Linked DNA regions of Homo sapiens: region 2 is linked to region 1. Evidence: read pairs that join two places in POLR2A ChIA-PET (ENCODE). Cell type or tissue: GM12878. All regions are shown on one strand. Links, peaks and the distances in the headings refer to the core of each region. The heading gives the core; the rest is flanking DNA.

The links. Peaks named below come from ENCODE experiments on the same cell type or tissue, not always from the same donor. Only the 100,000 strongest peaks of a DNase experiment are listed, where the experiment ranks them.
Region 2: POLR2A ChIA-PET joins it to region 1 with 5 read pairs; 3 of 35 experiments call an interaction of 5 or more read pairs at or near these places.

The regions. Positions count from the first base shown.
Region 1 is chr11:77,412,423-77,424,353 of GRCh38, reverse strand. All of the region lies in intron 1 of PAK1 (p21 (RAC1) activated kinase 1), which reads left to right. Among named protein-coding and RNA genes, the nearest start is that of PAK1, 56 kb to the left of the region's middle. In GM12878, for the core only: no CTCF peak of the experiment used is centred there; DNase peaks (open chromatin) are centred at 5,304 and 5,490; H3K4me3 peaks cover 1,390 bases; H3K27ac peaks cover 2,072 bases.
Region 2 is chr11:77,640,083-77,652,013 of GRCh38, reverse strand. It overlaps LOC107984369 (a long non-coding RNA gene), which reads right to left. Exons shown (of 3, transcript XR_001748072.1): 2 at 10,670-10,792; 3 at 5,756-5,795. Among named protein-coding and RNA genes, the nearest start is that of CLNS1A, 8.3 kb to the right of the region's middle. RefSeq lists a cis regulatory region at 7,154-7,387. In GM12878, for the core only: no CTCF peak of the experiment used is centred there; no DNase peak of the experiment used is centred there.

The DNA.
Region 1 (11,931 bases), core at 2,994-7,993:
GGCATAGGCAGTGACCTAGGTTTCACCAATCCGATATGCCCAGACCACACTTGGATTTAGCACTTAAAGACTTGAGAGAGGAGGTAACGGGAAACTAACTTTCTTTTTCTGATGGCAGAGGCAGTAGCATCCCCTGCAAGGTTGGGTTCCTGGCACTGAAGTGGCATTGTTGTTTGTGATTGCTGCACAGAGGTTGAATTCTTGATCCAGAAGTGACGGTGGTACCCATTCTAGCATGTAATGATGAGAAGTAGCTGCAGTGGTTTCCTCATTGGACTAGTTCTGCAGTGTAACTTTGTGCTTTATTCTGGAAGTTTAGCCTTAAGCCTATTTTTCCAACCTTCACCAAATTTTGTGAGCCCCCAATATTCTTTCAGTACATTGATTTTCACTAGACTCAGATTTTAAATTGATTTTCACCAGACTCAGAGTCTGATGCTTACATCTAAGAATCCTTTGAGTCAGAGGTCATCAGACTACAGCCTGTGGGGCAAATCTGGCCCCATTGCCTGTTTTTGTAAATAAAGTTTTGTTGAAACATAGCTACACACATTCATTTACATATTGTCAGTGGCTGCTTTTGTGCTACAAAGGCAGAGTTGAGTTATTGAGACAGAGGTGATAGGGCCTGCAAAGCCTAAAATATTTACTATTTGGCCTTTTGCAGAATTTTCCAACCCCTACTTTAACTAATAATGGTTGTCCCTTAACAACACTGAAATGTTTCCTTAATGAGACAGTGAGTATTAGTTTGAGTTTCACCCTTTTTTCTTAAATTTTGGTTTTGGCTTCCAGGATGCTCAGAGCAAAATTTGGTCATGAATTGCAAAGCATGGAGTGTTGGTACTATGTTTTAATTGTCTCCTACTTTATTACCTGTATTCCACTGATGATTACTATTGTCCTAAGGGGTGTGTGTGTGTGTGTGTGTGTGTGTGTGTGTGTGTGTGTATTTGAAAGCAACTTGAAAGCCATTTTTGAAGTAGACAGGTTATATTCTTATTCTGTTTTTTTTTTTTTTAAAGAACTTGGAAAGAGTGATTGCCTGCCTTATTGGGAATATATCAAATTGTGAAGAATATTCTCAGTCTTCCTTTCATATCTATCTAGTATTGTCTTAATTTGCTCAGATCTTTTTCATTCTTCTGCTAATAAGAGGAATTTATTTATGGTTAGAGACCAGTGGCTAATAAGGAATCAATGTTTCAGACTAGTAAGAAGCATCTTTTTCTTGATTCTCTAGTATGCTTCTTGTTTGTATCAATTAGAAATATTTTCAGCTGTAAGTAGTAGAAAACAGTGATTTAAAATATAGGAATTAATTTTCTGGAGGGAGGGCATTGGTTGCTTGTATAGGGTGGGATACAATGCCATTTAGAACCCAGGCTCTTTCTGTTTTTCTACTCTGCCAGCCTTTTCTACTCTGCCACTCTGCCAGCCACTGAGTGTGTGCTTTTCACTCTTGTACTTATGACCTCAAGGTTACTAGGCTACTGTAGCTCCAGAAAGAATGTTTGAGAAAAGAAGAAAGGGGCGGAAAGGCAGAATTAGCACTCTGCCTGTGTTCTATTTTATAATTAAAGCAACCATTTCCCCAGAATCCTTAGAAACTTACTGACTAGAACTTTGTCACATGCACATGCCCAACTTTAAAGGAGGCTGGAAAAATGAGTGTTTAATTGTCTCATTACTTTCCTGGATAAAATTAGGGTTGGCAAAATTGGCAAGGATGAAGGGATGAATGGATATTGATTAGGGATTTGAAAGTCATTGGATTTTAGTGACTTTTTTTTTTTTTTGAGACGGTGTCTCCCTCTGTTGCCCAGGCTGGAGTCCAATGGCGCGATCTCGGCTTACTGCAACCTCCGCCTCCTGGGTTCAAGTGATTTCTCCCTGCCTCAGCCTCCCAAGATTACAGGTGCCTGCCACCATGCCTGGCTAAGTTTTGTATTTTTAGTAGCGATGGGATTTCACCATGTTAGCCGGGCTGGTCTCAAACTCTTGACCCCGGGTGATTCACCCGCTTCAGCCTCCCCAGAGTGCTGGGATTACAGGTGTGAGCCACTGTGCCCTGCCTTTAGTGACTTTTTAATATGGTTTTAAGAAATGTATTTGTACCCTGTATGATTTTATAAAAATGTGTGCTGGTGCCTGTGTTTTATTGGAGCTACCTCATTTTGGGCTGGAGATATAGTAGCAAATGAGGAGATATATACTACCTTTCCAGTCTAGAGGTAAAAATAAATACTATCAAATACTTTCAGTAAATTGGATAAGTGTTTGGGACTTCTCTGAGGGCCATATTTAGGAGTCATTAAATCTGTTTGAGGGATTATAGGAAGCCTTCATAGAAGTGGTGACATTTAAGCTGGGTCCTAAAGGATAAGCAAAGGGAGGAAAACTTATGGGATTATGCAGTAACTTGTTGCTGTATCTTCTCTGCTGAGGGGTTGATTGGCAATGTTAATACCTCAGAGATTGTGCATTTCATTATTAGATACCTCTGATTATTATAATGTTCTTATAGAATTCTCCATTTCTTCCTCCCTTCCCCTGTCTCTCTTTTTGGTTGGGAGGGCAAAAGGTGTTTTGTATGACATGATGAGAGAACTCTTGGACAATTACTTTAGGCCACTCTAAGACTGCATCCACATTCCTTTCTTAGCCTTCAGGATTCTCTGTAGCTTTTTTTCTGACTGGTCTTTCTAGCTCCATTTATTCATTCATTCCTTCATTCAGCCATTACTTATCTGTCACCCACTGTTTGCAAGGAATAGTTCTGAGGTCTGGAGATAAAGACAAAGTCTTTGCCTTTGTGGAGCATATGTTCCATTGGAGGGAGCCAGCCAATAGGCAAATAAATGTCAGTTGATGATAAGTGCCAGGATACAAATAAAGCAGGATAGGGTGGAATAAAGGGTGCTGATATAGAGTAGAGGGGGATTTTTAAATCATTTTATAAAGATTGGTTAGGGAAGAATTATCTGATAAAGTGATATTTCAGCAGAGACTTGAAGGAAGACAGGGAATAAGCCATATGGTTATCTGAGGGGAAATGTGTTTTCAGGCATAGTCACCATAGGGTATGAAGGCCTGGAGGAGAGAGTGTATATAGCCTGTCGGAGAAAGCCTTGGTGCCTGGAGCAGAGTGAGTGAAGTGGGGAAAAGTCGGAGATAAGGTCAGTGAAGTAGCAGGGTGAGATGAGGGGAGGAGGTAGAGGAAGGTAAGATCATATAAGGCCTTGTATGTTTTTCTAAGGACTTTGGCTTTTACATTGAGATTGGGGAAGCCACAGGAAGATTTTAAGCAGAAGAGAGTGATGTGATCTGAGACATGTTTTAAATAGATCACCCTGGGAGGCAAGAATGGATCAGTTAAAAAGGATGTTGTAATATTCTAGGTCAGAGTTTCCCAACAGTGGCGCTATTGACATTTTGGGCAGGATAATTCTTTGTTATGAGGGGCTATACTATGCATTCTAGGATGTTTAATAGTATCCCTGGCTCCCACTTACTAAATGCCAGTAGCACTTACCCAGTTGTTTTAATCCAAAATTTCCCTTGACATTGCCAAATATCCCCTGGGGAGCAGAGCAAATCTGTCCTGCCCTCCCTAACTCCTCTTCACCCCACTATTGAGATCCACTGTTGTACACAAAAGTTGCTGATGGTTTGGACCAAGGTGATAACAGTAAAGGTGATGAGAAGTGGTTGGACCGTAGATCTGTTTTGAAGGTATAGTTGATACAATTTGCTGATGGATGCTTGTGGGGGCTGATAGACAAAAAGTGGAGTAAAAAATGAATCAGATTTTTGGCTTAGCAACTGAAAGAGTAGAATTGCCATTTATTGAGGGATGGGGGAGGAAACACCTGAAGGAGGAACAGAGTTTTGACTTGTTAAGTCTGACAGTCAGTGGCACAGCTTTGTCTCCTATTGTCTTTAAAAATGCTTTTCTTTTTGAGGGTAAGAACTAGGTCATGTCATCTTTGCATCCATAGTGACGAACATTGTGTCTGGCATGTAGAATATGTTCAATAAGTGGTGAATGAATGATGAGATTATTTACTATTTCCAAGAAGGACCAAGTTATTTACTGTTTCCTAAACCGTTCATACTTTTTTCTCCTTTGGGCCTTTGTTTTTGTGATTCACTCAAGGGAAATCTCAGTAGCTCTATGAAAAATTTACTCCTTCTTCAATACCAACCCAAATACTGCCTCTTCCATGAACCTTTTCCTAGTTCTGCAGGTGTAATTAATGTCTCCCTTCTCTGCACTTCTTTGCCTTTTTTGAAATTCAAGTATACTTTGACTTATGACTGGTTGCTTTGACTTATGACTGACTGCCACTAAATAGATTTATTAATATCTTTTTTCGTTTCCATCTTTCTTTTGCTTGTTTCTTTACTTATAGTGTTTTTGTAAGCTACTATTATTATTTATTTTATACTCCACCTCATATCTAGATCTAAGATGCTCTAGATCATCATTACTGAAAGTATACTCCACAGTAAGTGACCTTAACAGGCAATTGGCCTCACCATCTAATTACTACAAGAAAAAATTTCATCTCAGATGTTGTTTTAAATCCAACATCATCATTGTTGACTGATTTCCTTGTACATTTAACTGGTTGTGTCAGGAGATTTATAATTTCCACTTAGTACACATATTGTTTTAAAAGTTATTTGTGGTTGCAAAAGAACCCAGTAAAAATAATCATTTTCAAATCCTTTAGGCACTTCAATCACACTAGTCATCAGTTATAAGCTATTAGATTGAAAGCTGTAGTCTCCAAACAAAACCAAATTTTTGAATGATTATTGATCATTTGCTTTTATAATAGAGTTAGCAGGAGTTGCAAACTCATATGCCTACAGAGGAGAGATAAGTGACTTAAAAAGGCCTGGTTAGGCTTAAGATGACTACAGAGACAAAACATTGCTGGCCAAGGTCCATGACTTATAAGAATAATTTGTTAATTATTTACTTTGAAAACCAGAGGACTATTTAAATGAAAGGAGTTATTGCACTTAAAACATGTTAACTGCTAACTTGTATAACTTCAGCACATCATTTGAGATCTCCAGGATTTAATTTCTTTGAATGTACAGAGTCATCTCTAAAGTTGCTTTTACCTCATTTGATTCTGTTAGTAATAAATAAAACTGCTGGCATCTTACCAGTATGCCTCAATTTCATAAGTATTGTGTTTCATCAGCGGGAACTAAACTTAGCCAAGTTTCCTATAGCAGCACCCACCATTGAAAGAGAGAGACAGTGTATTAGCCAGCCAGTTAACTTTTGGTAACCAAACCAGCGTTTGGTTTTTCAGAACTGAAATCTAAAATAGAAGATGTCTGAATTTGATCCTTCCCGCTGAAGATATTAGTGGTTCTGCCTAATACTGTACATAGATGTTTTGTTGTTTCGTCTACCTGGTCCTATTTATTTGGTTCAGTCATTTTTCTAGTGCAGCACTTTTTAGTTTTGTATTTGCCAACTTCCCCTATTAGTGGTGATTTCCTGGAGACGTAGGCCATTTCTAGGTCATCTTTAATCCTCAAAACCTGGAACAGGCAAGAGCACATGACAGATGTTTGAAAAATGTTTAAAGAGATGGCATACTTATTAGCTTTGTAGGTGACAAAAACTGAAAGAGAAAACTAATATTTAGATGAGTAAGCTTGGAATGATGGGCTGAAGCCAACAAGATGAAATTTAAGAGGAAGACAATGAAGTTCTGCATTTTAAGTCTCAAAAGAAATGGCAACATATGGGCAGACTGGAGGAGACTTAGCATGATGCTATTCTTATGAAAATGGTGGTTTTGGCTGCTGAAGCTCAATGTCAGCCAAAGGCATTGCAGTGGATAAAAATCTAATGTAACTTCAGACTGAATTATTGGAAGTATTAAGTACAGTTAAAGGAGGTGATAGTTCCACTATGTTTTGCAAGGGACAGACTGCACTTAGAGTATCATGTTTCCCTCAGGGTACCAGGCAGTAAGAGGATCATTGCAAACAGGACTCTATTTAGTGGAGGGTACGCTAGATCATCATTACTGAAAGTGTAGTCTGAACTGTTCCCAGCCCACAATGAGATAAGCATAGAAATTGAAAGTACTTAGAAATCTTTATAGCAATTTGTCAGAGTAATTTTGTGTCTAATGAATCTAATAAAAAGGAAGATGAACTTTATCTTGTATGTCTTTGTTTCTTTCTATTTTTTTGCTTGATACTTTTTTATTTTAATAGATTTTATTTTTTAGAGCAGTTTTAGGTTTATAGAAGAATTGTGTAGAAAATGCAGAATCCGGCTGGGCGCAGTGGCTCACGCCTGTAATCCCAGCACTTTGGGAGGCCGAGGCAGGTAGATCCCCTGAGGTCAGGAGTTCAAGACCAGCCTGGCCAACATGGTGAAACCCCATCTCTACTAAAAATACAAAAAATTAGCCAGGTGTGGTGGCGTGCACCTGTAATCCCAGCTACTCGGGAGGCTGAGGCACGAGGATTGCTTGAACCGGGGAGGTGGAGGTTGCAGTGAGCCAGGATCACACCATTGCACTCCAGCCTGGGCAACAGGAGTGAAACTCTGTCTCAAAAAAAAAAAAAGAAAAGAAAAAAGAAAACGCAGAATCCCTCTCTCCCCATTTCCTCTATTATCACCATCTCATTAATGTACAATTGATGAATCAATATTGATACATTATTATTGACTAAAGTACATAGTTTACATTAGGGTTTACTGTTTGGGTTGTATAGTTCTGTAGGTTTTGACAAATGCATAGTATGTGTATCCACGATTATAGTATCATACAGTATAGTTTTACACCCTAAAAATGCCCCGTGCTTCACCTATTCATTCCTTAACCACTAACCCCAACCTTTCAAATACCTGGCCGCCACTTATCTTTTTACTATTTCTATAGTTTAGCCTTTTTCCAAATATCATGTAGTTGGAATCAGCCTTTTCAGACTGGCTTCTTTTACTTAGAAATCTACATTTCAGGTTCTTCCATGTCTTTTTGTGGGTTGATAGTTCATTTCTTTTTTTACTGAATAATACTATATTGTATGACATACCACAGTTTATTCATTCAGTCTTGAAGGATATCTCAGTCGCTTCCAGTTTTTAGCAATTCTGAATAAAACTGCAATAAACATTCATGAGCAGGTTTTTGTGTGAACATAGTTTTCAACTCATTTGAGTAAATACCTAGGAATACTATAATCACATAATGATGATTCAGTCAGTGATGAGCCACATATATGATATAGCCATCATCACATATTAATGCAACACATTACTCATGTTTGTGGAGATGCTGGTGTAAACAAACCTGCTGTGCTGCCAGTCATATAAAAGTATAGAACACATATGTACTTTTTTTTTTTTTTGAGACAGAGTCTTGCTCTCTTGCCCAGGCTGGAGTGCAGTGGCACAATCTCTGCTCACTGCAAGCTCCGCCTCCTGGTTTCACACCATTCTCCTGCCTCAGCCTCCAGAATAGCTGGGACTATAGGCGCCCGCCACCACGCCCTGCTAATTTTTTGTATTTTTAGTAGAGACGGGGTTTCACTGTGTTAGCCAGGATGGTCTTGATCTCCTGACTTCGTGATCCGCCCACCTTGGCCTCCCAAAGTGCTGGGATTACAGGCGTCAGCCACAGCACCTGGCCAATTATATGTGTTATATAATGCTTGATAATGATGATAAATGACTCTGTTACTGGTTTATATATTTATTATTCTTTTTGTTGTTATTTTAGAGTGTACTCCTACTTATAAAAAAAAGTTAACTGTAAAACAGCCTCAGGCAGGTCCTTTTGGAGGTCTTCCAGAAGAAGTCATTGTTATTATAAGAGATGTCAGCTCCATGCATGTTATTGCCCCTAAAGACCTTCCAGTGGGACAAGATGTAGAGGTGAAAGACACTAATATTGACAGTGGGACAAGATGTAGAGGTGGAAGACACTAATGTTGACAGTCCTGACCTTGTGTAGGCCTAGACTAAAGTGTGTGTTTATGTGTTAGTTTTTAACAAAAAGATTAAAAGGTAAAAAAATAAGAATAGGCAGGCGTGGTGGCTCACACCTGTAATGCTAGCACTTTGGGAGGCTGAGACAAGTGAATAGCTTGAGCTTAGGAGCTGGAGACCAGCCTGGACAACATGGTGAAACTCCGTCTCTACTGAAAATACGAAAATTAGCTGGGCATGGTGGCACACGCCTGTAATTCCAGCTACTCGGGAGGCTGAGGCACAAGAATTGCTTGAACCCAGAAAGTGGAGGTTGCAGTGAGCTGAGATCATGCCACTGCACTCCTGCCTGGGTGACGGAGTGAGACTCTGTCTCTAATAATAATAATAATAATACAAAGAATACAAAAAAGCATATAGAATAAAGCTATAAAGAAAATATTGTATAGCTGTACAATGTGCTTGTGTCTTAAGCCAAGTGTTAATGCAATAGAGTCAAAATGTTTTTAAAAAATTAAAAAGTTTATAAAGTAAAAACTTACAGGAAGTTAAGGTTAATTTATTGTTGAAGAAAAAAAAATTTAAGTTTAGTGCAGCGTAAACATACACTGTTTATAAAGTCTACAGTAGTGTACAATACTATCCTAGGCCTTTCCATTCACTTACCTCTCACTCACTGACTCACCCAGAGAAACTTCCAGTCCTGCAAGTTCCATTCATGGTAAATGCCCTTTACATATGTACTGTTTTTTTTTTAATCTTTTATGGCGTATTTTTACTGTACTTTTTCTATGTTTATATATGTTTAGATACACAAATACTATTGTGTTACAGTTGCCTAGTATTCAGTACAGTAACATGCTATACAAGTTTGTAGTCTTGAAGCAGTAGGCTATACCATATAGGCTAGGTGTGTAGTAGACTGTACCATCTAGGTTTGTATGTGTACACTCTGTGATGTTCGCATAACAATGAAATCACCTAATGACACTTTTCTCAGAATGTATGCCTGTCATTAAGTGACACATAACTGTATTTAGCTTTGTAAGAAATTCCTAAACTGTCTTCCAAAGTGGTTGTATCATTTTGCATTCTCACCAGCAATGAACGAGAGAGTTCCCGTTGCTGCATATCCCTGTCACCATTTGGTGTTGTCAGTGTTTTGGATTTTAGTTATTCTAATAGATGTGTAGTGATATCTCATTGTTTTAATTTGCAGTTCTCTAATGATAAAAGATGCTGAGCATCTTTTCATATGCTTATTTGTCATGCATATATCTTCCTTGGTGAAGTGTCTGTTCAGATCTTTTGCACAGTTGTTTTTTTTAAATTGGGTCACTTCTTACTGAGTTTTAAGAGTTCTATGTATATTTTGATACAAGCCTTTTATTAGATGTGTTTTCTCCCAGTCTGTGGTTTGTTTCTTTGTTCTCTTAACACTGTATTTTGCAGAAATTTTAAATTTTAATCCAGTCTAACATGTCAGTTTTTTCTTTCATGGATCTTGCTTTTGGGGCTGTATCTAAAAAGTCATTGCCAAACCCAAGGTCATCTAGATTTTCCCCTACATTATATTTTAGACATTTTATAGTTTTGCATTTTGCAAATGCAATGGTTTGTGATCCATTTTGAGTTAATTTTTGTGAAAAGCATAAAGCCTGTGTCTAGGTTGATTTTTTTGGATGTGGATGTCCAGTTCTAGCACAATTTATTGAAAAGACTGTCCTTTCTTCATTGAATTTCCTTTTCTCTTTTACAGTCAGTTAACCACATTTGTGTGGGTCTATTTTGGGCTATTTACTTCAATTCCACTGATCTATTTATGTTTTCATTAATATCACATTGTCATTATCACTGTAGCTTTATAGCAAGTCAGTCTTCCAATAGATATCAATATAGTTGTATCTATAAAAATATATTGCCTAGGCCACATGCCAGACCAACCAAGTCAGAATCTCTGCTGGGACTCTAGTATATTTACACATATTTAAAGCTTTCCAAGTTATTCTGGTGGACAGGGAGAATTAAAAGCCACCATACTAAACCATAAAATCATCACCTCCTTGAAGATGTGGTTCTGTTCACTGATGTGTCTATCCCCAGTGACTTGCATAAGATGCTTAAATAGTTGTTGAATGAACAAACGACTAAAAGAACTGGGAGTATTTATCTTGGAGAAGAGAAAAAGTGGAGGGGCATAATAAATTAGCCTACATACATACATAGTTGCAAGCCTTTAATGTGACTTGCCCTGGAGGACGTTGCTCCTGGAGCAGAATTAGAAATTTACAGAGAGCCACCTGGCTGAATGTGAGGAAACACTGCCTCATAGTGCTGGTGGAAAGTGAGCTCCTCATTCCTGCATGTATTTCAGAAAAGCCTGGAAGACCATCTATAAGAGGATGCTGCATGGGGTGGGAAGTCGAGTAAGATAAGTTGCTATGATTATTGCTTATTAGTTTGAAAAGCTGTGTCTAAGGCAGAGGACTGCTTCTGGCTCTCATTCACCCTGTGTAAATTGGGATGAAGGACATGGTGTGGGGTTAAAAAAAAGTCTTAAAATGACTTTGAAGCTGAATCCTCAGACTACAGCAATTCTCCGGGTGTCTATTATTGACCAATTCTTTCTTTCTTTCTTTTCTTCCTTCCTTCCTTCCTTTTCTTTCCTTTTTTTCCTTTTTCTTTTTTTGAGATGGAGTTTCGCTCTTGTTGCCCAGGCTGGAGTCCAGTGGTGCGATCTCAGCTCACTGCAACTTCCGCCTCCTGGGTTCAAGGGATTCTCCTGCCTCAGCCTCCCGAGTAGCTGGGATTACAGGTGCCTGCCACCATCCAGCTAATTTTTTGTGTTTTTAGTAGAGACGGGGTTTCACCATGTTGGCCAGGCTGGCCTTGAACTCCTGAGCATTTACCAGATGTGTGGTCTTGGAGAAGTCACTGACTTCTTTCACCATCGTATTCTGTTTTCCACCAAGTTCTGCTGCTGCTTCTTCCAAGCTGTGTCTTTAGAAAATAGGCTTGCTTCTTTTTACATTATCTTACAATATGTTAGTCTAAATCATTACTATTTTCTGTTGCCTGAACCTCTGAGAGAAGTTATTAACTTATTTCCACTCCTACCCCCTTTCTCCACTGAACAGCCAGTGATCTTTTAAAAAATGTAAGTTAGAGTTTGTCATTCTGCTTTCAAACCTTTCAAAGCCTTCCCACTGCTAAAACTTGGAACAAAAGCCTAACTCCTAATTATGACCCGAAAGAGACACCGCATAATCTGACTTCTGTCATGTCTCTTAAGAGCAGGGTTTGGGAGGGGGAAGAGTGAGGTAATACTACCTCCTAGGGAGCATTTGCAAATGTGTGAAGGTGTGTTTTATTGTTTCAGTAATTGGGAGGCACTACTAGAGGCACTACTAGTCTGGGCCGTGTTGGTAAATGTTCTATAATGTGTTGTTCAGCTCAGGTTCCATCACAATGCCTGATGCACAATAGTTGGTTAAAAAATACTTATTGTATGAGCCCTGGACATTTTCCCTGGACCTCCGTTTTGACGTATGTGAATTGGTATAGTGCCTACTTCATAAGGTTGTTTTGAGAGAGACATAACATTTATAAAGTACCTAGTACATAATAGTTCTTAATAAATGGTAGCAGTGGCTAGGTGTGGTGGCTCATGCCTGTAATCCACAGTTTGGGAGGCCAAGGGAAGAGGATTGCTTGAGAACAGGATTTGAGACCAGCCTGGGCAACATGGCAGACCCCATCTGTACAAAAAATATAAAAATAACTGGGTGTGGTGGCAGGTACCTGTAGTCCCAGCTACTTGGGAGGCTGAGGTGGGAGGATTACTTGAGCCCAGGAAGGTCAAGGCTGCAGTGAGTCAAGATCCAACCACTGCACTCCAGCCTGGGCACACAGCAAGACTCTTGTCTCAAAATAATAATAATAATAATGTA
Region 2 (11,931 bases), core at 2,700-7,699, 230 kb before region 1:
TCGTTCAGGCTGGAGTGCAATGGTGTGATCTCGGCTCGCTGCGTCCTCCGCCTCCTGGGTTCGAGCGATTCTCCTGCCTTAGCCTCCCGAGTAGCTAGGATTACAGGAGTGTGCCACCATGCCCGGCTAATTTTTGTATTTTTAGTAGAGACGGGGTTGCACCATGTTGGCCAGGCTGGTCTCGAACTCCTGACCTCAAGTGATCCACTCACCTCAGCCTCCCAAAGTTCTGGGATTACAGGCATGAGACACTGTGCCCGGCCTCAAAGGGATATCTGTACACCCATATTCACAGAAGCACTATTCACAATAACCAAAGTTGGAAGCAACCCAGGTGTCCATCAACAGATTAATACAATCAAAATGTGGTATAAACATACAGTGGAATATTATTCTCCTTTAAAAAGGAAGAAAATTCTGATGAGTTATAATTTGGATAAACCTTGAGGACATTATGCTAAATGAAGTAAGCCAGTCACAAAAAGACAAATACTACTTATGTGAGGTACCTAGAATCATTAAATTCATACAGACAGTAGAATGGTGGTTGCCCGGGGCTTAGGCAGGAGGGTAATGAAGTGTTTTTGTTTAATGGGTATAGATTTTCAGTTTAGTAAAATGAAAAGAGTTTTCCAGATAGATGGTGGTAATGGTTGCAAAACAATGTGAATGTATTTAACACCACTGAACTGTATACCTGAAAATGGTTCAGATTGTAAATTTTACATGATGTGTATTTTACTACAAGTGTAATAAGAAAAAAAAATACACCTGAGGTTTTTTGTTTTGTTTTGTTTTTGTTTTAGATGGAGTCTTGCTCGGTCGCCCAGGCTGGAGTGCAGTGGCATGATCTCGGCTCATTGCAACCTCCGCCTCCCGGATTCAAGCAATTCTCCTGCCTCAGCCTCCTGAGTAGCTGGGATTACAGGCACCTGCCACCACGCCTGGCTAATTTTTTTTTTGTATTTTTAGTACAGATAGGTTTTCACCATATTGGCCAGGCTGGTTTCGAACTCCTGACCTTGTGATCCATCCACCTCAGCCTCCCGAAGTGCCCCAGCTCACACAGGCATGAGCCACCGCACCTGGCCCTGAGTTTTGTATATTGAGTTTGTAACCTGTAACCTTGCTGAACTTTATTTAGCTCTAATAAATTTTCTGACGTGGATTCCCTTAAGATTTTCTAGATACAAGATAATGTCATCTGTGACTAGAAATAGAGGGATTCCTTTTGTTTATTTTTCTCGCCTAATTGCCTGGCTAGAACCTCCAGTACAATGAAGAAACATAGCGAAAATGGACACCCTTCTGTTGTTCGCGATCCTAGGTGAAAACATTCAGTATTTCACAATTAAGTATGAAGTTAGCTGAGGGTTTTCATAGATGTCTTTTATCTGATTGAGGAAGTTACCTTCCTCTCCTAATTTTTTAGTTTGCCAGTCTTTTTATCATGAAAGGGAGTTGGATTTTGTCAAATGCTTTTTCTGTATCCATTGAGATGGTTATATGGCTTCTCCCTTTAGTAATATGGTGTATTACATTAATTTTCATATGTTCAATCAACCTTTCATTCCTGGGATAAATCCCACTTGGCTACTGTGTCGGGAATCTCCAAGATCACTCCAGGATCAATGATTCACCAGGAGGACTGACAGCTGTCATTTATTACAGTGAAAAGATAAAAAACATAATCAGCAAAGGGACATGGCCCATGGGCAGAAACGAGGTAATTAAGTACATGCTTCCAAAGGTCCTCTCTCAGAGGAGTCACACGAGACTGACTTAATTATGACAACACATGTGAAAAGGTACCTACCTGTGCAGCTCACTAGAGGCTAGGGGCAAGTTTTTACTGGGAGCCAGTCACACAAACACCATTTTGCCTAGCACATACCGAAATGTCAGACCCCAGAAGGAAAGCACGTGTTCAGCATAAGCCATGTTGTTTGCACAAACACAAGGCACAGTGAGCCCCTCTACAGCCAGGGTAGTAGGAATCGTCTCAAAATCAAAGTTCCCAGGCACTAGTGAAGTGCTAAGCTTGTAAGCAGGTCTTTCTAATGATAAGTATTCTCAGGTTTGCTATGATAGTCTTTTTTTTTTTGCACAATCCAACCTCTTGGCTCTTATATAAGAGCAAAAGACACCTTATTGTAAAAGAGTTTATAATAATTAGGGCACTGCAAAACAGAATATGCATTAGTCAGGCAGTACAGGTTAACAGAGTGCCCAATGTGGCCTCCCACCATGGGGCCTCTAACCCATGGGTTCCCACTGTAGTCTGAAATAATTCAGCTCAGGTCAGGCCTGGTGGCTCATGCCTATAATTCCAGGACTTTGGGAGGCTGAGGCAGATGGATTGCTTGAACTCAGAAGTTTGAGACCAGCCTGGACAACATGGCAAAACCTGGTCTCTACAAAAAATACAAAAGTTAGCTGGGCATGGTGGCATGTGCCTGTGGTCCCGGCTACTTGGGGTTGAGGTGGGAGGATTGCTTGAGCCCATGAGGTCAAGGCTACAGTGAGCCATGATAGAGCCACTGCACTCCAGTCTGGATGGAATGAGATCCTGTCTTTAAAATTAAAATAAAATAAAATAAAACAATTCAGCTCAGTTCTTGATATCAGAGGTACTGCAGTCAGTTCCAAACAGCTTTTGTTTGTTTGTTTGTTTGTTTGTTTGTTTTTTGAGAGGGAGTCTCACTGTCTGCCAGGCTGGAGTGCAGTGGCGCCATCTCAGCTCACTGCAAGCTCCGCCTCCCAAGTTCACGCCATTCTCCTGCCTCAGCCTCCCGAGTAGCTGAGACTACAGGCACCCCCCACCACACCCAGCTAATTTTTTGTATTTTTAGTAGAGATGGGGTTTCACCATGTTAGCCAGGATGATCTCGATCTCCTGACCTTGTGGTCCGCCTAGCCTTGGCCTCCCAAAGTGCTGGGATTACAGGTGTGAGCCACTGCGCCCGGCCAGTTCCAAACAGTTTTGCTTGTCCTTGACATCAATTCATCAGTCTCATGAGTGTGGATGACATCCGTAAGTGTTCTGCCTGGAAAGCTGAGGAGCAGGGACCACTCTTGCTGTCTCAAAGTCAGCTCTATCAGCTGTGATCATAGGCTTAGAAGTCAGTTTGAATAAAAGGTGCTCAAAGCAGCTCGGAAAGGCAGCACGGGAAGTTTTTGTTCAGTAAGAGGGGAAAGTTTCCAGAAACAACTCTGAAAAACAAGAACATCAATTCCCTTCTTGCCCTTGCCCTCAACCAGGCCTCCCCAGGTGCTGGGGCTCTGTTTTCCTACACGTTTACAAAATCAGTGTGTTCCATTTAGTCAGTGATCAATATCTTACATTTTTTTCATCCCATACTCTAACCCGGACCTTTTGTCTGGAGGAGTTGTATGTAAGAAGGACAAAAGAATTTTCACCGATATTATAGAACAGTTTCTTAACACCTAAATAAAGAAAAAAAAAAAAGAAAATGAAGAATAAGAATAAAAATAAAGACAAAAATAATAAATGAAAAAATAGAAAAAGAATTTTCACAGAAAAATATTTTTATACCACTTAATCAAAAAGACACATCATGTTCAGAAGTTGGTCAGGACAACATCCTGAATTTTCATGCATTTTCAAAATGGGTTTATATAACTTCTCAGCCCTTTAATCCTGATTATTTATCCAGTGAGCATCCTAGAAAAGCCTTGCTTTTCTGAAGATAGCGGCATTTTACAATCAAGCTGCACTTAGATTTGTGTACCAGGAGAAAGATGAGAGAAGTAGGGTTAGGGTATCATCAATCCATTGTTGAAACTGCAAATAATTAGGAAATTCAAGCACGAGTCAACAGTAGTGAGGCATTCCTGAGAAAGGGTTGAGTCTAATCTGTCAGAGGGCTCATACTGTTTGTGATGTGCCCTCCCCTAAGTTGCAGCTTTTGGCAGGGATCACACATTAGGAATGCAATCAGTCTCTGCATCCAAAATATAGAGATGATGAGTAATTTAATTTCACACAATCTCATCGGAGAATAAACACTTTCTTGTAGGTATCTGCAAGTGACCCAGATGGACCAGCCAGTTTCCCTGATGTTTTCACAATTTATGGCCCCACAAAGGACTGTCCTAAATCTGCAGTGGTCCATGAGTGGAAGAGCTGTTTTTGAGCATATGTCTGCTTTCAGTTCTGCACAGCTCATGTTGAGACTGAAACAGGCCCATAACAGACAGTATCTAGTTTTATGTAGTGTGAGTTCCAGGCAATTAGGGTCTGTGAATTCAGGATAACATAAAAGCCAGTAGCTTCTTCAGCACCAGCAAAGTCAATATGCTTCAGGACCACAAAACTGTGTTCCAAATCTAAGTGACAAGCAGGATTCCACTGACCCTTTTTGTCTTATTAGTCTTATAGTCCAAAATGACCCACTTAAAAATCACACATCGGCCAGGCGCGGTGGCTCATGCCTGTAATCCCAGCACTTTGGGAGGCCGAGGCGGGCGGATCATCTGAGGTCGGGAGTTTGAGACCAGCCTGGCCAACATGGTGAAACCCCATCTCTACTAAAAATATAAAATTAGCCGGGCGTGGTGGCGCTTGTCTGTAATCCCAGCTACTCGGCAGGCTGAGGCAGGAGAATCGCTTGAACTCGGGAGGCAGAGGTTGCAGTGAGCTGAGATGGCACCATTGCACTCCAGCCTGGGCAACAAGACTAAAACTCTGTCTCAAAAAAAAAAAAAGAAAAAAAAAATCGCGTATCAGGCCAGAAAATCATCTGTCTCTTAAGGGTCAAGTGTCTGATTTCACAAAAGCTTATTACCAAAATAAAAACTGCTTTTGAAACTCCAAAAATATATCTCTCTGGAGATTGCCTTTTCATGTTGCCTCCCATTTTCCTGAAGCTCTAATAAGCAAAAATTGTAGTATAAATAGTTATGGGCCAGGCATGGTGGCTCATGCATGTAATCCCAGCACTTTGGGAGGCCAAGGCAGGCGGATCACCTGAGGTCAGGAGTTCAAGACCAGCTTGACTAACATGGTGAAACCCCGTCTCTACTAAAAATACAAAAAAAATTAGCCAGGTGTAGTGATGGGCGCCTGTAATCCCGGCTACTTGGGAGGCTGAGGTAGGAGAATCGCTTGAACCCGGGAGGCAGAGATTGCAGTGAGCCGAGATCACGCCATTGCACTCCAGCCTGGGCAACAGAGTGAGACTGTCTCTAATAATAATAATAATAATAATAATAAGAAGAAGAAGAAGAAGAAGAAGAAGAAGAAGAAGAAGAAGAAGAAGTTATGGAGAATTGTTCTGTTTCCAGTACTCAATGAACTTATATTCTAATGTGTCCACAAAAAAGCAAGGTTTTGACCACAAAATGAGTTAATTAAGTCATTTCACTAATGCGTTTTCCTTTTTCTCTCTTTAATTTTTATTTTCATTCCCTTCTTTTCACAGGTGTTGATCATTAACATGTTGTCTTTGCAGCTTTCCATGATTGGAATGGTTCCTCCAGCATTTATGAAATTACAAGCATATAGGCCAGGCTCAGTGGCTCTGTGTCCCACCACTTTGGGAGGCTGAGGCGGATGGATCATGTGAGGTCAGGAGTTCGAGACCAGCCTGATCAACATGGAGAAACCCTGTCTCTACTAAAAATACAAAATTAGCTGGGCATGGTGGCACATGTCTGTAATCCCAGCTACTCGGGAGGCTGAGGCAGGAGAATTGCTTGAACCCGGGAGGCGGAGGTTGCGGTGAGCCGAGATTGTGCCATTGCACTCCAGCCTGGGCAACAAGAGGGAAAGTCTGTCTCAAACAAACAAACAAACAAACAAACAAAAAGAAAGAAATTAGAAGCATATAACATTTTACGTCAATGTTTATACATCCAGATATAACAGCCACAAAATACGAAACCATTTTTTTAAATTCCCCATTTTTTTGCTCTCACTGCAAATTTACTCAAACCTCAGTAGTAAATTCAGCATTTACAGGGTTAACATTTGAGTTTCCAGAGAAGATCTTGGCTGGAATCTAAGGAGTGGGCATGGTGGGTCTGCTGCATCAGTGGCAGCAGCTAGGCTGAAGAATGAGTTGGGGTATTCTTCTCCCTCTGTTTTGTCTAAAATTTTACTGTAGCCCTGAACTCTAATGTTATCTTTTTTCCCCCCACCTGGAAGAGAGGTTATTTTTTCCACCTGGAAGACAGAACAAATATAAAAGGTATCATCTGGACTGCATCCCTCCCCAACCCTGTGTTAGCCTGAAGAGCCAAAAGCAGCCAGGGGTTCCACTAAGCCAAATCTCCTGGAGTTGGAGCTATCATTTTAAAATTCCATAGGTAACTTCTGCCCCTCACAACAGAGTTTCAGCTGCTTTATTATACCATGGATGATTCCATAGCCACCCAGGCACCAAAGATTCATCATACCCCATTCCCCTTCATCTTTCCTCTACCCAAACAATGCGTGGACCACATATCATTGAGTCAGGGTCATTCTAGTGAATTTCACTTTTGACACGTACTGTGTCAGGGTCATCAAGACAACTCTTAGGATGGACAGGAGGATGCATAGGACTCAGCATATAATCATACTCATGCTATTTGTCTTAGATGATGGGTGAGAAGGAGTTCTTTTACAAAGTAGCCAGGCATGGTGGCTCACATCTGTAATCCCAGAATTTTGGGAGGCAAGGCAGAAGGATCACCTGAGCCCAGGAGTTTGAGACCAGCCTGGGCAACATAGTGAGACTTCATCTCTAGAAAAAAAATTTTTTTAATCTGTTAGGCATAGTGGTACACACCTGTACTCCCAGCTACTCAAGAGGCTGAGGTTACAATTGCCACTCCAAAATCATAACTGAGACACTGAAAGACATCTGACTTAACCAACTCCATCTTGCCTCTAACTCCAAGCTGTCATTATTCATTCCTGGGCATTAGCTGAACTGACTTTGGGAGGCACTTAGTTTATAATCCGCAGTTTAGAACAAAGACAATAACAGCCCTTTCCCAAAACAAACCCACATCTTGCCTGGGGACTAGACTGCCTAAGTAGGACTAACAAATTAGCCAAAAGATCAATTCTGACCCTCTCCAAATTGCTCCTGGGGATAACATCACTATTGTAAGGCCTAAGATCTGTGCCTGAGATGTTTTGCAGCCCCTGCACTTGATGGATCAGCTGGCACCACCCAGCTCAATAAACTGGCTCATTTGATCCTGTGGCCCCCACCCAGGAACTGACTCAGCACAAGAAGACAGCTTGGACTCCCTGTGATTTCATCTCTGACCAATCAGCACTCCCGACTCACCGGCACCCCATACCCACCAAATTATCCTTAAAAACTGATCCCTGGCCAGTGTGGTGGCTCATACCTATAATCCCAGCACTTTAGGGGGCCAAGGCAGGCAGATCACTTGAGGTCAGGAATTCGAGACCAATCTGGCAGTATGATGAAACCTCATCTCTACTAAAAACACAAAAATTAGCCATGTGTGGTGGCACACCTCTGTAGTCCCAGCTACTCAGGAGGCTGAGGCAGGAGAATCTTGAACCTAGAGGCGGAGGCTGCAGTGAGCCGAGATTGCCCCACTGCACTCCAGCCTGGGGGACAGAGTGAGACTCTGTCTCAAAAAAAAAGAAAGAAAAGGAAAGGAAGGAAGGAAGCAAGGAAGGAGGGAGGGAGGGAGGGAGAGAGAAAAGGAAGGAAGGAAGGAGGGAGGGAAGGAAGGAAGGAGGGATGGAGGGAAGGAAGGAAGGAAGGAAGGAGAGAAAAAAACAAAAACAAAGATTTTGAGAAGGATCTATCTACTTTCAATTCCTGGGGTTCCATGAAGAAAACAGAGGTTTTTCCCAAAACGGATTGTGTGGCACCTCCTCTGTTTTTCCCAAGGAGTCTCAGGCTATTAGAAGCTATCTTAGAGCCTCTCATGCATGCATTGAGTGGCAAGAAAAAATGGAGAAAAATAATTCAGTTGACTGAAAAGAAAAAACTTTTTTCTAGAACAACAAGATCCAAGATAAAAAAAAAAGCATAAAGGCCTTTTAAATATACCTATTGGATATCCACTTCTTTTTTGAGATGGAGGCTCACTCTTTCTCCCAGGCTGGAGTGCAGTGGTGCAGTCTCAGCTCACTGTAGCCTCCACCTCCCAGATTCAAGTGATTTTCTTGCCTCAATCTCCCGAGTAGCAGGGACCACAGGCCCACAACACCACGCCTGGCTGATTTTTGTATTTTTTTGTAGAGACGGGGTTTCACCATGTTGCCCAGGCTGGTCTCAAACTCCTGGGCTAATGCAATCTTCCTGCTTCAGCCTCCCAAAGTGCTGAGATTATAGCTGCCAGCCACTGCTCCTGGCAGATATCCACTTTTAATTAAGCTGACTTTTAACCATAGTGCTCTTTTTAAAATCCTCTTAGATCTCTTATTACCTGACTTTAGCCATGCCAAGTGGCCAAAATTTCTGGACTTTGAACTTTACAAAAGGTAACCTCCCAGGTGTTTAGAGAAAGGAAAATTCAAGAAGGGAACCCTGAAGTTGTTCATGGAGGGGAAGAGAATTAACAAATGATTAAGGTCACACAGGCCAGGTGTGGTGGCTCATGCCTATAATCCCAGCACTTTGGGAGGCTGAGGTGGGCAGATCGCGAGGTCAGGAGATCGAGACCAGCCTGGCCAACATGGTGAAACCCTCTCTACTAAAAATACAAAAAACTTAGCCAGGCATGGTGGTGGGCGCCTGTAATCCCAGCTACTCGGGTGTCTGTCAGGAGAATCTCTTGAACCCAGGAGGCGGAGTCTGCGGTGAGCCGAGATCACACCACTGTACTCCAGCCTGGGCAACAGAGCAAGACTCCGTCTCAAAAAAAAAAAAAAAAGGAACAAAAAAAAGTCACACAAATATCACCCAGAAAGTACTCATATCCTGAGCCAGGAATTGAACTCAGGCCACCACTGTAAAATGGCAAAGCCTTAGCTGCTGAGCTACAGCACCGAGCTCTTTCTGTTGCCCTTCCCAGAAGGAGTCTAAGGTAGTTAATTTTGAGCTTGCAAACACTTTTAACTCCTGAAAATGATTTTTGGAGCTAACTATGACATGAACCCCCAAATTCCTGTTTCCTGGAAAATGGAGACCAAGAGAAAGTACTCTCACATGGTTACAAGGTCAGGCTCCTAAGGACATGAAACAAGATGGAGACCTCATCCAGTTTTTCTGTTTTTTTTTGTTGGTTTGTTTTTTGTTTTTTTGTTTTTTCTTAAGAGACTTGTAGCAAAGTTTGGAACTGACTAGTTTGCTGGGGTGGTTTGAACAGCGGGCTTATGGGGTCCTTTTGTTTTATCCTAAGGTACTTCTCTTTATGACAGACGCATACAGAAAGACACACAAAGCCCACCAGATTCGCTACTGTTTAACAAGAGCCTTAAAATCCTTTGTTGCATTAAGAAAAACTTTACAGAGGATATAAACAGTGATTGTTATCATTCATTCAACTGGTTTGCACAGAGAGAGGACAGACATCTGATTGGTAAGAAATCCTTTCACTTTTGCTGGTTGCCTTTTCCCTGAGTTGTTCTAGTAACCTGGCTCACTGCACTATAGCCCTGGGGGCCAAGTTGCAACACAAAGAGAATTTATCTTTTTCCACATTGGCCAGAGCAAAATACATGTGACAAAACATAGACATTAGCCACTCCACTTAGCACCCAATATCAAACGGGCAAGACTCAAACTTGCCCCTGGATGGGCCCTGTCATCTTTAAATCTTTTTAGAAGCTTCTGCATATTAATAGGCATCCCTAGATGAGACTAATTTGGGAGCCCTCATTTTTAAATGCACTTCAGTGCATTGTTGTTCAGTTGAAACTTTCCACTGTAAGTTATGTTTAGTAAAATTTTGCCATTTCTGTAAGGCTCTGCTGCTTCCCAGGCCTAACACTTATGCAGGTATAAGCTGGAAGAAACTCAGTCCTCCAGAAATTAAGGATCTATTTTTACCTAAGATATTGGCTTCACTTTCAGTTTCCCTTGATCAGCTTAGCCAATGATTTTTTCCTACCTAAGCAAGCAAAAAAAATGAAATAAAGGGGAGGAACAGAAAAATCCCTGTGAATTTTCAAAAGCCAAATTTTACAACCCCAACAATACCACCACGTACTACCAGTTTCTTTCTGGCCTAGTCAGATATAAAAGGCCTCTAACTGGATTCAAGCCAGTTAATTACCAGATCAAATTTGATCCTGGACCCAGTCTAGTTTCTGTCGCAACTTCTAAACCTAGTTTGGAAAAGAAATTTGCTCAAAGAAACTCAGAGAGCTGGCCGGGTGTGGTGGCTTATGCCTGTAATCCCAGCACTTTGGGAGGCTGAGGTGGGTGGATCACTTGAAGGTCAGGAGCTCCAGACCAGCCTGGCCAACATGGAGAAACCCCATCTCTACTAAAAATATAAAAAATTAGCTGGGTGTGGTGGTGCATGCCTGTAATCCCAGCTACTCAGGAGGGGGCAGGAGAATTGCTTGAACCCAGGAGGCGGAGGTCACAGTGAGCCAAGATCTCGCCATTGCACTCAGCCTGGGCAACAAGAGCAAAACTCTGTCTCAGAAAAAAAAAAAAAAGGAACTCAGAGAGCTCAAAACACTAATCTGTGGAGCTCTGAAATCTGAGAGAGAACTTACCAGGAACCCCAGCTGCTGTGACAGATCAAAGGACACAGTGGATTCTGCAGGTAACTTGCTTGTTCACTCAGCACTCCTGGGGATCGTTACAACCTCTACTTCAGATCCCACTTCTGACACCATCTGTTAAAAGAAAAACTTCAGCAGAATTAAATTTCAAGGAGTTTAATTGAGCAATGAATAATTTGCAAATCAAGCAGCCCCCAGAATCACAGCAGATTCAGAGAGATTCCAGGGATGCCTCATGGTCACAACAAATTTATAGACAAAAAACAAGAGAAGTGATGTACAAGAATTGGAAGTGAGGTACAGAAACAGCTGGGTTGGTTACAGGTTGGCATCTGCCTTATTTGAACACAGTTTGAACACTCAACAGTGTATGAGTTGTTGAAGTATGGCTGCTGGGATTGGCCAAGGCTCAACTATTGTTACAGGTGAATACTCCTAAGTTAGGTTTTCAAAGTTATCTCCCTATTAACTTAGGTTACAGTGCATCCACAAGGACTCAAATATAGAAGTACAGAGCCCTCCTCAACCCATATTTAATTCACTTTAACACTACCAACAAACTAGTCTACGTTAAAGGAAAAAAAAATTTTTTTGAGATGGAGTCTTGCTCTGCCACCCAGGCTAGAGTGCAGTGGCACAATCATGGCTCACTGTAGCCTCCACTTCTGAGGCTCAAATGATCCTCTCACCTCAGCCTCCCAAGTAGCTGGGATCACAGGCACATGCCACCATGCTGGGCTAATTTATTTATTTATTTTTTGGTAGAGATGGGGGTCTCACTATGTTGCCCAGGCTGATCTCAAACACGTTAAAAATTTAATGCCAGCCTAACTGTTGAGAAGATAGAAACAAAACTACCCCACACATCCTGTCCTCCAGCCTCAGCAGTCCTACTGCAAAGGTATTACCATACTGAGTTTACAAGGGGATTTACTTGAATTTCACTTGTTCTCTCATGGCCAAATTATTGCTCTTGAGTTTAATGCCTCAGGTCTCTCATCTGTAAAGTGGGTCAATAATAGTAACTTCACAAACTTGCAAAGAGTAAATGAAGAGATGATGCAAGCAAAGTGCAGGTAAAGTGCCTGGAAGAGAGCCTGGCACAGAACACTCGTTAACTTTAGCTACCATTATGACGATTTTGGAAGTCTTTCTTCCTATTACTACTATACTCTTTAGTGCCTAACGAAGAAACAAAACATCAATTGCAATTTTGGTGGATTAATTCCTTTCCAGTCAGTGCCCCAGCTCCT